Linked DNA regions of Homo sapiens: region 2 is linked to region 1. The links are chromatin contacts, found by Hi-C in ENCODE. All regions are on one chromosome and are shown on one strand. Each heading gives the region's core, a stretch centred on a gene start or an enhancer-like site at or near the end of the contact. The rest is flanking DNA. Distances are from core to core; before and after follow the strand shown. Region 1 holds the start of DNM3-IT1 (DNM3 intronic transcript 1). Region 2 overlaps DNM3 (dynamin 3).

Evidence for each region. Hi-C counts contacts between places; a loop is a spot of excess contacts on that map. Pooled maps may share reads with other maps.
Region 2: a loop to region 1 is called in a map of Calu3, with 2.1 times the contacts of the local background. The contact joins the enhancer-like site here to the promoter of DNM3-IT1 in region 1. A Hi-C loop is called at or near these places in 1 of 168 maps with a recorded cell type or tissue (Calu3) and 6 of 50 pooled maps.

The regions. Positions count from the first base shown.
Region 1 is chr1:171,861,635-171,868,659 of GRCh38, forward strand. It overlaps DNM3-IT1 (DNM3 intronic transcript 1), which reads left to right and starts at 2,558. Exons shown (of 2, transcript NR_046845.1): 1 at 2,558-2,659; 2 at 2,765-3,053. All of the region lies in intron 1 of DNM3 (dynamin 3), which reads left to right.
Region 2 is chr1:171,909,067-171,916,091 of GRCh38, forward strand. The region is part of intron 1 of DNM3 (dynamin 3); the gene reads left to right. Among named protein-coding and RNA genes, the nearest start is that of DNM3-IT1, 48 kb to the left of the region's middle. RefSeq lists a silencer at 2,550-2,750. Within about 2 kb of position 4,510, at least 4 of the 41 ENCODE cell types and tissues checked have a DNase peak (open chromatin) inside an H3K27ac peak, as active enhancers do.

The DNA of each region.
Region 1 (7,025 bases), core at 1,308-3,807:
TTTAGAAGAAAACACAAGTATAAATCTTGGTGATTTTAGATTAGACAGTAGTTTCTTAGCTACGATACCCAAAGCATAAGTGACAAAATAAAAAATAGTTAAAGTGAACAACATCAAAATTAAAAACTTTTGTGCTTCAAGGGACACTATTAAGGGTATGAAAAGATAACCCAGAGAATGGGGGGAAATTTTTGCAAATTATATATGTGATAGGGAACTAGCATCCTGAATACAAAAGGAACTCTTATAACACAACAATAAAAAGACAAATAACCCAATTAAAAATTAGGCAGAAGACTTGATTTTCTAAAGAATGTATAAATAGCTAATATGCACATAGAAAGATGCTCAACATCAGTAGTCAGTAGAGAAGCAAATTAAAATACAATGATATGCCACCAGGTATCTCACTAGGACAGCTATGATAAAAAGGAGGGATACTAACAACTGCTGGTGAGGATGTGGAGAAATTGGAACACTCATCCATTACTGGTGGGAGTGTCAGATTGTACAGACACTTTGGAAAACAGTTTGGCAAATTCCTCAAAAGTTAAACATAGTTATCATAATGTTATACGAAACAATTCAACTCCTAGATTCATGCTGAAGACAAATTAAAACACAAATATGTACATGCAAAAACTTGTGCATAAATGTTTATAGTAGCATTGTTCATAATAGCCAAAAGGTGGAAACACCCAAATGCCCACCAATTGATCAATGAATAAACAAAATGTGACATACATTGAATACAATGGAGTATTATTGAGCCATAAAAAGGAATTAAGTACTGATACAGGCATGCTACAACATGGATAAATCTTAAAAACATTACACTAAGTGAAAGAAGTCAACGCAAAAGGCCAATAGTATATGATTCCATTTATATGAAATGTATAGAGTAGAGACAGAAAGCAGATTGGTGTTTGCCAGGGCCTAGGGAGAGGAAGGAATGGAGAATGACTACTAATGGGTATGGAGTTTTTCTTGGGTGATAAAAATATTCTGGAATTAAATAGAGATGGTGTTTTATAATATCATGAATATACTAAAAAATCACCAAATTATACTTCCAAAGGGTGACTTTTATGATCTTTAAATTATATCTCAATTAAAAGAAAACCTTAGGACAGAGATAAATCACTTTGAGGGAGAGTATATGAAAGAAGGAAAAGAGAAGCAGCAACAGAAGGGCCCTGCAAGGAAGCCCAAGAAGGAGAGGCCAAAGAACTAGAAAGAAAATCTAGAGACTCTTTAGAACTGAGAGAAAAGAGTAGTTTTGTTGGAGTGGTAGGAGTTGGGAAGCCTTACTGGAGTGGTTGAGAAAATGAGAGGTGAATAAATGGGGACACAGTGTGTAGATAACTCTTCTGAGAAGTTGGAAGAGAGTCTAGGGCAAAGGAGGGTGTGCTTTTTTTTTTTTTTAAAGACAATACATAACATTCAAAGGGGATGCTTTTTTTGATGGGAGATATTAGAGCATTTTTGTTTGCTAGTAGGAATGACCCAGAAGTAAGATCCAAGAAGTAAGGTAAGACCCAGAAGAAGATATAGATGACAAAGTACAGAAAAGCAGAAGAGAGAGGCAGGACATGCTTGAGAAAGTATGGTGAGATGGGCATCCCACAGAGGAGTAGGGATATCTTATCCACTGTAACTGAAAGGTAAAGAAGCTGGTGCAGACAAGAAGGGTGTATAGATTTGGTGGGGAATGTAGGGAAGCTCCAGTTTAATGAAGTGATAGCATCAGCTGATGGTAGGGTAGGAAGCAGAGGGAGGGGCAGAAAGACAGGAAAAAAGTATACAAAGACTATTTGAGGAAATGGGAATGTGAGCTTAGTAGAGAAATATATTCAAAATATTTATGAAATTTCCCTTTTCATAAGCCAATAACAGTTACATGAATTTTCTAAAATGCATGTTTTATCAAACCACTCTACTGCTAAAATCCCTGTTACCCAGCTTCTAAGCATGCTGTAGAGTTTCCTTCATGGTCTGCCATCTGTCTTTATGTCCGTTCTCTCCTTCTCCTTCTATGCACTGGGGTGTGCAGTCCTGCTGAACGACTAAGGTTCCTAGAATGCAGCAAGCCCTTTCATGTCTCCATAGCGTTACACATGTTCCCCTCTACCTGGAAGGCTCTTCGGTTTCCATATTGCCAGGATAACTCTACTTACAAGAACTAGTTATCACCTCTTCTTGAAAGCCTTCACTAAGCCCACAGGTAGAAGGTATTTACTAAGTGTGTGTTGAAAGACTGGAGATACTTAGTATGAGCCTTATTGAATGAATGAGCTCTTTGAACACAGAAGAATTATCCAGAGTCTGGGCTGTATGTGCAAAACGCCAAGGACTTTAAAACTTATGTGGCTTTCTTGGTTTATTTACTCATCTGCAGAATGGAGATAATAAACATTATCTCAATTCCCTTTGCAGAGTCTAAAAAGTGGGTTTTAAATGTCTAATATACTCGTCAATAAATGATAGTTTAAAAAATAGTACTTAAGCAAAGATTTGCATGTAGCAAAACGTGACTGAGAGATTGCTTTCATTGCAGGGATTGCAAGGACACCTGCTGTATTTAAAATGCTGCATTTTCTTGGCATACCATTTAAGACAAATTACAAAAACCTATAACTGAAGCCTGTTTTTCCAAAAGGTACGTTTCCTGGTTTGGACCTGTGGGTAGTGAGTGGAAGAACACATTTGGTGTAGAAGGAAAATATGTATATATTCTGATCTACCCTGCATATTTTCCATTAAGGTCTCCAGCTGCCTGAACATTAAGGAGCTGTGCCAGTAAGGAGGACAAGACCTGGTAACTGGTTAAAAGAAGCTAACAGAGCTCATGATAAGGCTTGCCAGCCTAGAGGACAAACTGCCAGTTGTCTATAGAACAGACAGGACTTGTGGGAGCATAGTGTGTTAAGTGGAGGCCCCTGAGCTTAGAAAAAGGGGCTTTCCTATTAGGCAGGAACCAAGAGAAGCACAAAGAGATCATAGTTTATAAATATGCAACAGACACCTCTGTTTGGAAGGAGGCACAACACTTATTGTGGGATTGTCATTGTGTGGCTTGCTTTTTTCAATAAATTCCCTCCTTAAAAATTTTTATATAGATTGAATATTTGTAAATAGTGTTTTATTATTGATTTACATTATTATGTTAGTAATGCTTTAATTTTCAGTTTTGCTTGCCAAAAATTTTCTAATTCTTGCTTAAATAAAAAAAAAAACTAATTGTATAGCTTGGAGTTCCAAATTTAGAATGAGAATCTTTTTGTGAGGCTAAATTGTTTTGTAATGAAATTAATCACTCATTAATTTGCCTCTTAAAATACAGACTTATTTAAAATCTAGTGGGTTTTCTTAATTGGACGGAGAGACATTCTTGTAATTCATAAGAAGTTATTTATCTTCTCTCCAAATGAAATTATTTTAAAATTTAAATTTATTTATGTCTTGCTTTTCTGCAAAGGAATTGAGGTGGCTTCCTACAAACTATATTCATTTATTTATTCATTCTTTTCTATAACTATTTATGGAATTATTAGACATTTAAAATAAAACATTAAAGTCAAATAGAAGTGAAGAGGCAGGGCTGGGCGTGGTAGCTTATGCCTGTAACCCCAGCACTCTGGGAGGCTGAGGCAGGCAAATCGCTTGAGCCCGGGAGTTCTAGACAAGCCTGGGCAACGTGGTGAAACCTCATCTCTACAAAAAAATACAAGAATTAGCCAGGTATAGTGGTGCATGCCTGTAGTCCCAGTGCTTGAGAGGCTGAGACTGGAGGATCTCTTGAGACTGGGAGGTCGAGGCTGCGGTGAGCCATGATCCTGCCACTGCACTCCAGCCTGGGTGACAGAGCAAGATCCTGTCTCAAAAAAAAAAAAAAAAAAAAAAAAAGAATGAAAAAAGAACTGAAGAGGCAGGACCAAGGTAAGATAAAACCAAGAAATGGAGAATGAAAAATTCCCAAACCTAAATATTGACCTAATAATGGGATTAAACACATGTAAACACCCCATTAGGGGAAAAAGTGAAATATGATCACTTAGACAGTTTTGTTATCTTCGAGGATTAAGAAACATTTTTATTCATACATATTCCTCTAGAGGTGAGTAAAAAACAATTTCTCATATTTTATAACAGCAAATACAGTAGCTTCCTTTCTCTGTGATCTCACTTCTCATCAGGGTTTAGCTGGGTGGGCAACTTTGGATCTTGAGTCTGTATCCCTTTCCTACATTTTCAGATCCATGTTGAGATTTCAATGTAAATACTCATACTTTTACTAATAGATTCAGCATCTTCCCCAGAGAGGTCATGTCCTCTGTGTATTCTCTTAATCAACAAACCTTGAAGCTTTCATATTGCCTTCATCTTTCCTTTCCCCACATATACTAAATTTTGTACATTCTACTTGAGTAGTGCCTTTGTTCTCGTTGGTGCCCTTTCATTTCTGTTGCTGTTGTCCCAGCTCAGAGCTTACTTTCCTCTTGCCTGATTTATCCTAATAACTTATTTAATAGCATCAGTTCTTCCAGTGTCAACCCCCACCTTAGTCATTCTAAATACTCTTGACAGAATTCTCTTAAAGCACTACTCTAATCGCTCCCTTTCCCTACACAATAGAATCCTAACTTCTTGGCATAACTTTAAAAGCTTTTAATGATCTGGCTACCAACTACTTCCCAGCATAATTTTCCATTTCTTTTGTACATCATAGGTAGCCATTCTCTGAAACCGTCCTTGTACTTTCTCTCCTTTGTGTCATCACTCATACCATTCCCTCCATCTAGAATGCTTTTGCTCCTTCTATTCCTCCCATTTCAGTTGAATCCAGCAAATCTGTACTGAGTGTTTGCTACATGCCTAAGGATTGTACCAACTACTTTGGTTCCAAAGATGAGGATAATTATCCTTTCCCTCAAAGATCTCACAGACTTATGTAGAAGAATTGGTAAATTGAAGTTGACATATTGCTTCCTCTATAAAGCTTTCCTAATTTTCAAGTTTAAATTAATTTTTCTTTTTTTCATATGCTTTTCTTTTTTTTAAATAACACTGACTTGTACTTTTCAAATAGAATGTGTGTATGTTTTAAATATAAATTATTTCATATGCCCCATTTTATTATAAGCTTCTATGGCATCATGTTATCTGGGTCCTTAGGTCTTTAGGCATGCCACATTATAATTCTCACATAGTAGGTGTTCAGTAATTTTTTGCAAGGTTGTGTACCTGGTGAATGTGCTGAGATGACATAGATCATGTAGGTATCACTGTCAAAGCAGTCACACTCAGTTGTACTTTTAGGGTCTTGCTTTAAAAGCTGCTTTTAGGTCGTATTTTAAAAGTTTAGGTGCACCTAAGGTTCCAACAAAGGCTAAATGTTTTTAAACTTTTAAGTGACGTGTGTAACCACACATGGAGTTCAGCCTTTGAAGTCAGCAGGAACTCCACACAGCATGTAGAGAAGATCCTGGAACACTTAGGAAGGGGGTAGGAGTGTGGCCTTTAGGGCAGGGCTCCCTAAAGGATAAAGGAGCTGAAGGTCAGGCTTTGAACTGATTTGAAGAAAACTAGTGTCTATGTTAGAGGTGATTGCTTTTGAAATTTGATATAATTCTGGCTAATCCATTGTGAAAATGGCTACTGGTTAAGTAGTTGAGGAATACTGTGCTTCCTGTGCCTCTGTGATTGCTTTATTTCACTAAAAATTTGTATTTTAATATGGCTGTTCGTGCTTCAAACCTCACATATTTGGAATATGAAGTCACATCTGCGCTAGGCTCCAGTAGGCTGCATCCCTGGTTTATCCAGTCCATGATTCTTCTGCTAATAGCCAAGTGGCATTCCATGGGGAGATGCAGGACACATTGTTTTTCTTTCAGATATTAACTCTATGCTAAGGTTAGAGGCACCCAAACTGGTTTTTGTATATTTATGGTATTGTCACTCATAAATTTTTCCATACTTCCTTTGGATCTACTTTTATTTAAATATCTCTTTGTGGAATAATGTTTTCATCATATTTATTATCCACTTTGGACATTTTTAATGGGTTCCAAACTCACATGACTGAGTGTCAAAGAACATCCCCATCATCCTAGTATTTGGTATTTGTGGGTTTTACTTCAGTGGTACCGTTGGTCATATATCACATATATAGGTTCTGTATTTACCATAACCCACCATATTTTATTCATCAAAGATGTCACACACTTAAGATGTAGCATTATTTTATATACAGCTAAGAAAGAAAAAGAAAATCATTGTTAATTAAACTAAGATACTTTCTTATCACTTAACATTTTTGTTTTATAGTTAATGGAAAATATCTTGGGTTGTAGAAAGATTTTTATCATATGCCACTCTTATAGGTATATAAACTATAAGATATAAATGAAATACATTGGTAAATTACTCTAAAAATTTCTTCACATTGAGTCCAACTCTTTATGGATCTTCCTTCAGCTCAAAATTGTTATCTGTGTTTTTCTACCCAGTGTCATCCCCCATGCTACTAAGAGTATTGGTGGTGAAGCATTTCTTAAAAGGCTGCTTCTTGCTTGAGTGAGTGTTATTTTCTAAGAGACAGGATCTCTTAGGGGTAATCAGTTTGGGAATTCCTTGGTCAAGCCCTGGGTCCTACCCTCCCTGATGAGGGTGACAAGAGGTGTCCTGCACACAGCTCCTGGCATGCCAGGCATTCATCTTCTCTGTGGTCTGCTCAGGCCAAGAGGCAGAAACTGAACTGCCCTCAAATACTTGGTACCCAGCCAAGTGATTTTTCCTGTTTTCAACCTTGACACTGCAATCTGCGCATTGCGTGAATAAGTGGAAATTTTCGAGCAAGAAATAGCTTCATGCCAGTTCTATTTGAAATGTTCAAACCACCTATTTAATGGCATCTTCACAGCCATGCATAATTGAGTTAGAGATGTCACAACTTAGACAATTTTTCAGGCAGGAAGAAAGAATTGGCTCTCTTCTAAGTTAGTACCTTCTGGCAACTCTGG
Region 2 (7,025 bases), core at 3,260-5,759, 49 kb after region 1:
TGCTGTCTCTGAACTTAAACTGGATACTAACAGTCCCAGTTATGAAAGTGAAAACAGAAAGCTTTAAGATTATTTAGAAAGTCAGAGGTGGTGGCTGGGCATTGTGGCTCACGCCTGTAATGTCAGCACTTTGGGAGGCCGAGCTGGGTGGATCACTTGAGGTCAGGAGTTCAAGGCCAGCCTGGCCAACATAGCGTCTCTACTAAAAATACAAAAATTAGCCAGGTGTGGTGCTGCATGCCTGTAATCCCAGCTACTTGGGAGGCTGAGGTGGGAGAATTGCTTGAGTCTGGGAGGCAGAGGTTTCAGTGAGCCGCGCCGAGATTGTGCCACTGCACTCCAGCCTGGGCAACAGAGTGAGACTCTGTCTTAAAAAAAAAAAAAAAAAAGTCAGAGGTGGAATCAGATTCTGTGAAGAATTAGAAGAGGCATCAGAAGACACTCTTTAGTCTTCGTATTTTAAAGATGTAGAAACTGAGTCTCTTATAGATTAAATGATGTGGTGAGGTTACAGCTGAAACCCAAGCTGGTTTCTTGACTAGTGCTCTTTCCATACCACCTCTTCTCTCTTGACTATCACATTGCCTGCCCAGATCCCATGTTGTCATATATTTTTGTATGTAGTTTGTGCTGTCAAAGACCTCTTTTCAAAATGCACACACTCAACCATAGACTGTTACCGTTATTGGTTTTGTTACTTGAAATTATAATTGGAACAATTAGAGATGCGTCAGTGGAAAGGCAATGAAAGAAGGCCATTAAGTGCTAATAAATGCCTCTCCTCATGGGAACGGAGATCTTTTCTTCTCTATGTATTTGAGCTCTTTTCACTGGTGCTTTTAAGTGGCTAGAAATAACACTTGCCACACGCTTGTGGAATACTCTGGATGCCAGGGGGTTCATTTTATTCTGTATTTGAATTGAGCACACTGCGGTTGGAATGTGTGTTGATTCTTTTGTTGATTTAAGCATTCATTCCATGTTTTGCATTAACCTTTTCTCATGGAAGACAGAATAGTGAGAGCTCTTAGAGAATGAAGTCTTTAGGTAGCTGATGACTTTCCAAGAAACAGATGAAAAGGTTAAAGTTGTAAGTGTTTATGTTGATATATTTTCCTTTTCATAACACCCTAAAATCTAGATACAATAGTCTTCCCTTATCTGAAGTTTTGCACTCTGCTGTTTCAGTTACCCATGGTCAATTGCGGTCTGAAAAGACTCAATGGAAAATTCCAGAAATACACAATTTATGTTTTAAATTGCATGTCATTCTGAGTAGTTAGTTAAATCTCTTACCATTCTGCTTTGTCCCACATGGAATGTAAATTATCTCTTTGTCTAGCATATCCACATGGTATACACTATCTGCCTGTTAGTATTATAGAGTCAGGTACTATCTGTGGTTTCAGGCATCCACTGGGGGTCTTGGGACATATCCCCTGCAGGTAAGGGGGAGCTACTGAACAGTGTGACAAATTGGATGTAGCCCTCCCTAAAGCTACATGCTTACCTGTGGCTAGCAAGAGATAATCACTACTTGTTGATATGGTGATATATTAGCTTCAGAAACGAATTTAGGTAAATAATGAATGAATTCCAGAATAACTTACCAATACTAAAAATGATGACAATGATAGTAATGATGATGATAAGGATAATAGCAGCTAATATATTTGACTACTTACTATGAGCCTGTAAGTCTGTGCCTTATAGAAATGAGCAAGGTTGTCCTGTCCTAAGAGAGGCTACATAGGAGAGGATTTGACTTGGGCTCCTGGTACTTTTGGAAAAAACAGGAGGGGCATCTAAATATGCCGGCATATCAGGAAATGCTTCCCACAGGAGGCTGCATCAACATGTCTTTAAGAGTGAGTTCATTCCTCAATAAAGAAAGAGGCATTAGACAAAGGCTTCTGTGGTTAAGGAGTCAACACTGAAGTGTGAAATTAGTGTAGAATCCCTTGGGAGCCAGCTGTTCTGGGAATAAAAAGTTTGCGTGGGGGAATCATGGATGTGGCTTCTAGAGAGTGAGAGAGAAGCTGGATCCAGGAATCCACTTAAATCCTTCCTGGTTAATTGGAAAATCAGATTCCATTCTTTTTAAATAAACAGGATGTGACCATGGTAGTGCTCCATTCTGTTTTAGTGGAGAAAGCAACCTACACTTTTTTGGCTTCCAATTAAATACCTCACTTTACCCCAACATCTTTTTTTTTTTTTTTTTTTTTTTTGATAAAGAGTTTCACTCTTGTCACCCAGGCTGGAGTGCAGTGGTGCAATCTCGGCTCACTGCAACCTCCACCTCCCGGGTTCAAGTGATTCTCCTGCCTCAGCCTCCTGAATAGCTGGGATATTACAAGTGCGTGACACCACGCCCGGCTAATTTTTGTATTTTTAGTATAGACGGGGTTTCGCCATTTTGGCCAAGCTGGTCTCGAACTCCCAACCTCAGGTGATCCGCCCGCCTCGGCCTCCCGAAGTGCTGGGATTACAGGTGTGAGCCACTGTGCCTGGCCTCTAGCATCTTAAAATAGTGAAAACAAAAGAGTACACTATTGGCTGGAGAAGCTCACTTCTACCCTATCCACGCTCTTCTTTTCCAGCCTCCTGCCAAGGAGCTGGTAATGTATATTCAGGACCAAGGACAGTAATTGGGCCCCATTTCTTCATCTGAAGCCTTAGCAGGGGAGGGGTTGACGTGAGCTGTCTAGACCAGAACTGCCCTGGTCAGCGGGTAAGTGTTCTCTTGCTGTTGCTTCTTCTCACTGGCTGGTTTGTCTTCCACAGGTGGAAGACAAACTTTTCTAGTCACTGTCGTGTCAAAGAAAAGTCTGAGATTCATGTATGGGCTTCGTGGAGAGGGGCAAGGGAGGCCTTTGAGCCTCTTTGGTACCAGGCCTTAGGGCTACCTCTTACCTAGGCCAAATGAGGATTTCATGTGGTCCAGCCCATGTTTCCAGGATTGGAAAGGGAATACATTGAAGTTTGCAGCAAAACCCAGCTCAGTTTGTCCTTTCCACATGCATTTCTTTTAGAAACTCTGCAGGAAGGGGTGGCTAACAGAACTGAATGTTTAGCATCCTGAGTTTTATTTTTTGTTGATGTATAATACATATTCTCAGTTGGGGTGATATTGCCCCCAACAGGGCAAAAACTGGTTCTTGGGGGACAAAAAGAGTCTTACTCTTTTTATGTTTAAAGCGCAGGTGTATGTAGAGCACATATACTGGTATATAGTATATCTATGATATTAAACTTAATAGGGGAACATTTAATGGGGAAAAATATCAAATAAGTTTCATTAGGGGAACCATAATGAAAAGAAGGGTGAGAAACACTGGCTTAAATCATTGTCTGTCTGTCTGTCTCTCTCTTTTTCTTTGTCTCCTTCCTAGGTAGTACAAGGCTGGTTCCAGTGACCTATAATGTCATCACTATCCTACTCTTTGTTCTTTTCTGATCTTCCATCTGCACAATTACCTTGTAGTATTAAGGTGGTTGTTGCAGCTCCACTATCATATATAGCTGACAGGGAGACAAAAGAAGAGGAAGGGTAAAAGTTACACATTAACGAAATCAGAACCTTTTAAAGGAACTCTTCTGATGTCACTCAAAACCTCTAATTACATCTTACTGGGTAGAAGTTAGTCATGTGGACACCCCATTTGCAAGGGAGGCTGGGAAATGCAGATTGATTTGTCTATTAAAGTTGGGCACATTGCCATTCCCAGCAAAATTGGGATTCTGTTAATAAGAAAGGGAAAATAGATATTAGGTAGGCAACCAGTGATCTTTTTACTAGTGCTTTTTGCCATTCGTTTTCCTGGCAGCCAACTTGGGTAAAATATAATCTGTGATTTGGAAAAAGTGAAAGCTAAGTGCCTTTATTTTATGCCAGGACTCATTCATCTGGTGCTTTAAATTCTTGAACAGACTGACTTAGTGCATAAGCAAATAAAATGGATTAAATATTAAGGCATTAAGTTCTTCAGCATGTTTCCTGGTGGGGAGAACACTTAGTATTTGTAAAGTGAGAACTGACTTCTTTGTTCAGTTTATAGATCCCTGACTCAGAAACTTTTGCATTCTAAATGTTTCAGTGGGAACCATTAATTATTGATTATTTAGATTTCATGAAAATATGTTGTTTAGAAATTTTGAATTTTGTGAATAAAAGCAAAATATTGGGATTCTTAAAGATGTCAACAAAAAATAAGTAAAAGCATTGTATTTCCTGCAATTGAATTTGTAGATATGTTTTTCAGATAAAATTATGATGGTATTGAGTACTTCATATTATAGAGTAGCTGACAGCATCAAAATATGATTCTTTGTAAATCTGTAAGTACTAATATTCTTAATATATGCCAATAATTTAGAGAAAAAAAGTAAACTTCAGTAGAAAATTTCCAATTAAATCTGTAGATTTTGGTAAAATTACTTCCTCTAGCGATTAAAATTGCATTGTAATGGTTGGCAAAGTTCCCGGATTTGGGCATGAAAGTACAGAGCTATTTTAATAGCACCATTGTGTTCAGGGTGTGGAACTGGATTCTTGACCTCAGTGCTTCTTGGAGCAGGGGGTGGGCAGTATTTGTGTGATTTGTCTGTCTTTCTCTTCCTATCTCCTTTCTTTTGCCTGTTTCCCTTTCCTTGTTTCTTTTTTTGTTGGATCAGTATATTGAAATATTGTGAGATAGTACTCCTATAGGAATTATTTTGGTGCACAGATTTTTTTTTTAGACAGAGTTTCACTCTGTCACCCAGGCTGAAGTGCAGTGGCATGAACATGGCTCACTGCAGCCTCGACCTCCTGGGTTCAAGCAATCCTCCTGCCTCAGGCTCCCGAGTAGCTGGGACTACAGGCTCAAGCCACCATGCCCAGCTAATTTTTACATTTTTTGTAGAGAAGGGAGTCTTGTCATGTTGCTCAGGCTGGTCTGGAACTCCTAGGCTCAAGTGATCCTCCTGCCTTGGCCTCCCAAAGTATTAAAATTACAGATGTAAGCCACTGTGCATGGCCAGAAAATTGTATTAAATACTTTGAAAATTAAGTTTTAAAAGAGATTTCTCTGTTTTTTGGTTTTTGTTTTTGTTTTGTTTTTTTTGAGATGGAGTTTTGCTCTTGTCGCCCAGGCTGGAGTGCAATGATGCGATCGCGGCTCACCGCAACCTCCGCCTCCTGGGTTCAAGGGATTCTCCTATCTCAGCCTCCCGAGTAGCTGGGATTACAGGCATGCACCACCACGCCTGGCTAATTTTGTATTTTTGGTAGAGATGGGGTTTCTCCATGTTGATCAGGCTTGTCTTGAACTCCCAACCTCAGGTGATCTGCCGGCCTCGGCCTCCCAAAGTGCTGGGATTACAGGCGTGAGCCACCACAGCTGGCTGAGATTTCTCTGTTTTTAAGGAAAAAAATTTTAAAAATATATTGGTTCTGGATTTTTTTTTAAATTTTATTTTCTTCCAATTCTATTCCATGTCATTAGACAGAGTCAATAATATTGGCCCACCTAGTATTCCGTATTTTGTAATTTGGTGAATATATTTGGGTCTTAAATGTTCATAATATCAATTTAAATGACCCCAGCAAATTACTGGTGAGTTGAGAGTCATCTTGCCTATTCTTTTGGTCCATATAATGCCTTGTAGCTGTCTGCCAGTTGTGAATTAGATGTAGGATTGTTTTCTCTCTATGTTATGACTATATGGAACAATGACGAATCTTCTTGAAAGGGTATGTAGAAAGTGTAAAAAATATTTAGTGCCTAGGCACTGAAGGAGGCTCTGAGGGAACACACAAGGGTGAGGGAGCAGACAAGTGTGTGTTGAGAGCTTAGGTAGAGACATGTGGGGGTGGGGGGACCTCGAGAAGACTCCCAGAGAAGATGACATGCAGCTGAGTGTTGAAGATTTAGGGGGATAGGGATGTGCCTAGACACGAAGTCTAAGAGCACAGATGCGCACAGAGACTTACACTAGAGGACAAGGCTTTATTTCTGCTTTGTTTACTGTTATATCTCCAGTGTCTAAGGCTTCATTTAGCTTGTAGTAGACACATAATGCACATTTGTTGAATTAATAGGTTAAATTAATTGTAAGAAGTTCTATGCCTCTGATGTAGGGTTTCACTTGGAGAATGTTCAGAAATAAAATATTTTGTAAGTGATACTAAGATTTGGATTTCATGCTAAAGATCCTGGGGAGTCATTCAGTGATTTAAAGTCTGGTAATGATGTGATAGAACTTACATCACTGTTAAAGTTGGATAGGAGGGTGCTCAAATTAGATGCAGGGAAATTAGTTGTGAGATTAGTGTAGCAGTTTATATGATAGTTGGTGGAAGCTGGAGTGGTGATCCAAATAGACAAGAGAGGGTGAATTTAAGAGATATTAAGATAGAATCAACAGGACATGGTGACCAACTTGGAGCATGAGGATAGAGGTAGAAGGAGGATGGATGATTCCCAGGTGCTAGGCTTGGCGGACATTTATGGATGCTGATGATGTGGATTATGATTGGGAATGAAGGAGGAGAAACATTTGGATAGATTGTAATGAACTGTAGAGATGTTTGGTTCCAGACACCTAGTGGAGATGTTTAAGAGGTTAATATGATTGTAATGAGTTGTAGGGATGTTTAAGAGGTTAATGTGATTGTAATGAGTTGTAGAGATGTTTGGTTCCAGACACCTAGTGGAGATGTTAAGAGTTGTAGAGATGTTTAAGAGGTTAATGTGATTTTGAGTTCTAGTGTTTGGCTACCTCTCTGGTAGCTCGTTTCTATTCTCTCAGTTCCACTTCTTTCAGGTACCCATTAAATGTTGGTATTTCTGAGAGTCCATATTAATCACTTGTTTCCACTCCATTCCTACTCATCTGTTCCTTTGGCTTCAACTTCCTGCTCTGTTGCTCACTGTCAAATTATTGTCTCCAGACAAGACTTTTGTCCTGAGTGCCAACTGTTCAGTCTAACTGCCTACATGTTGTTTCAATCAGATATTCCCCAGGCATGTAAAGATAAA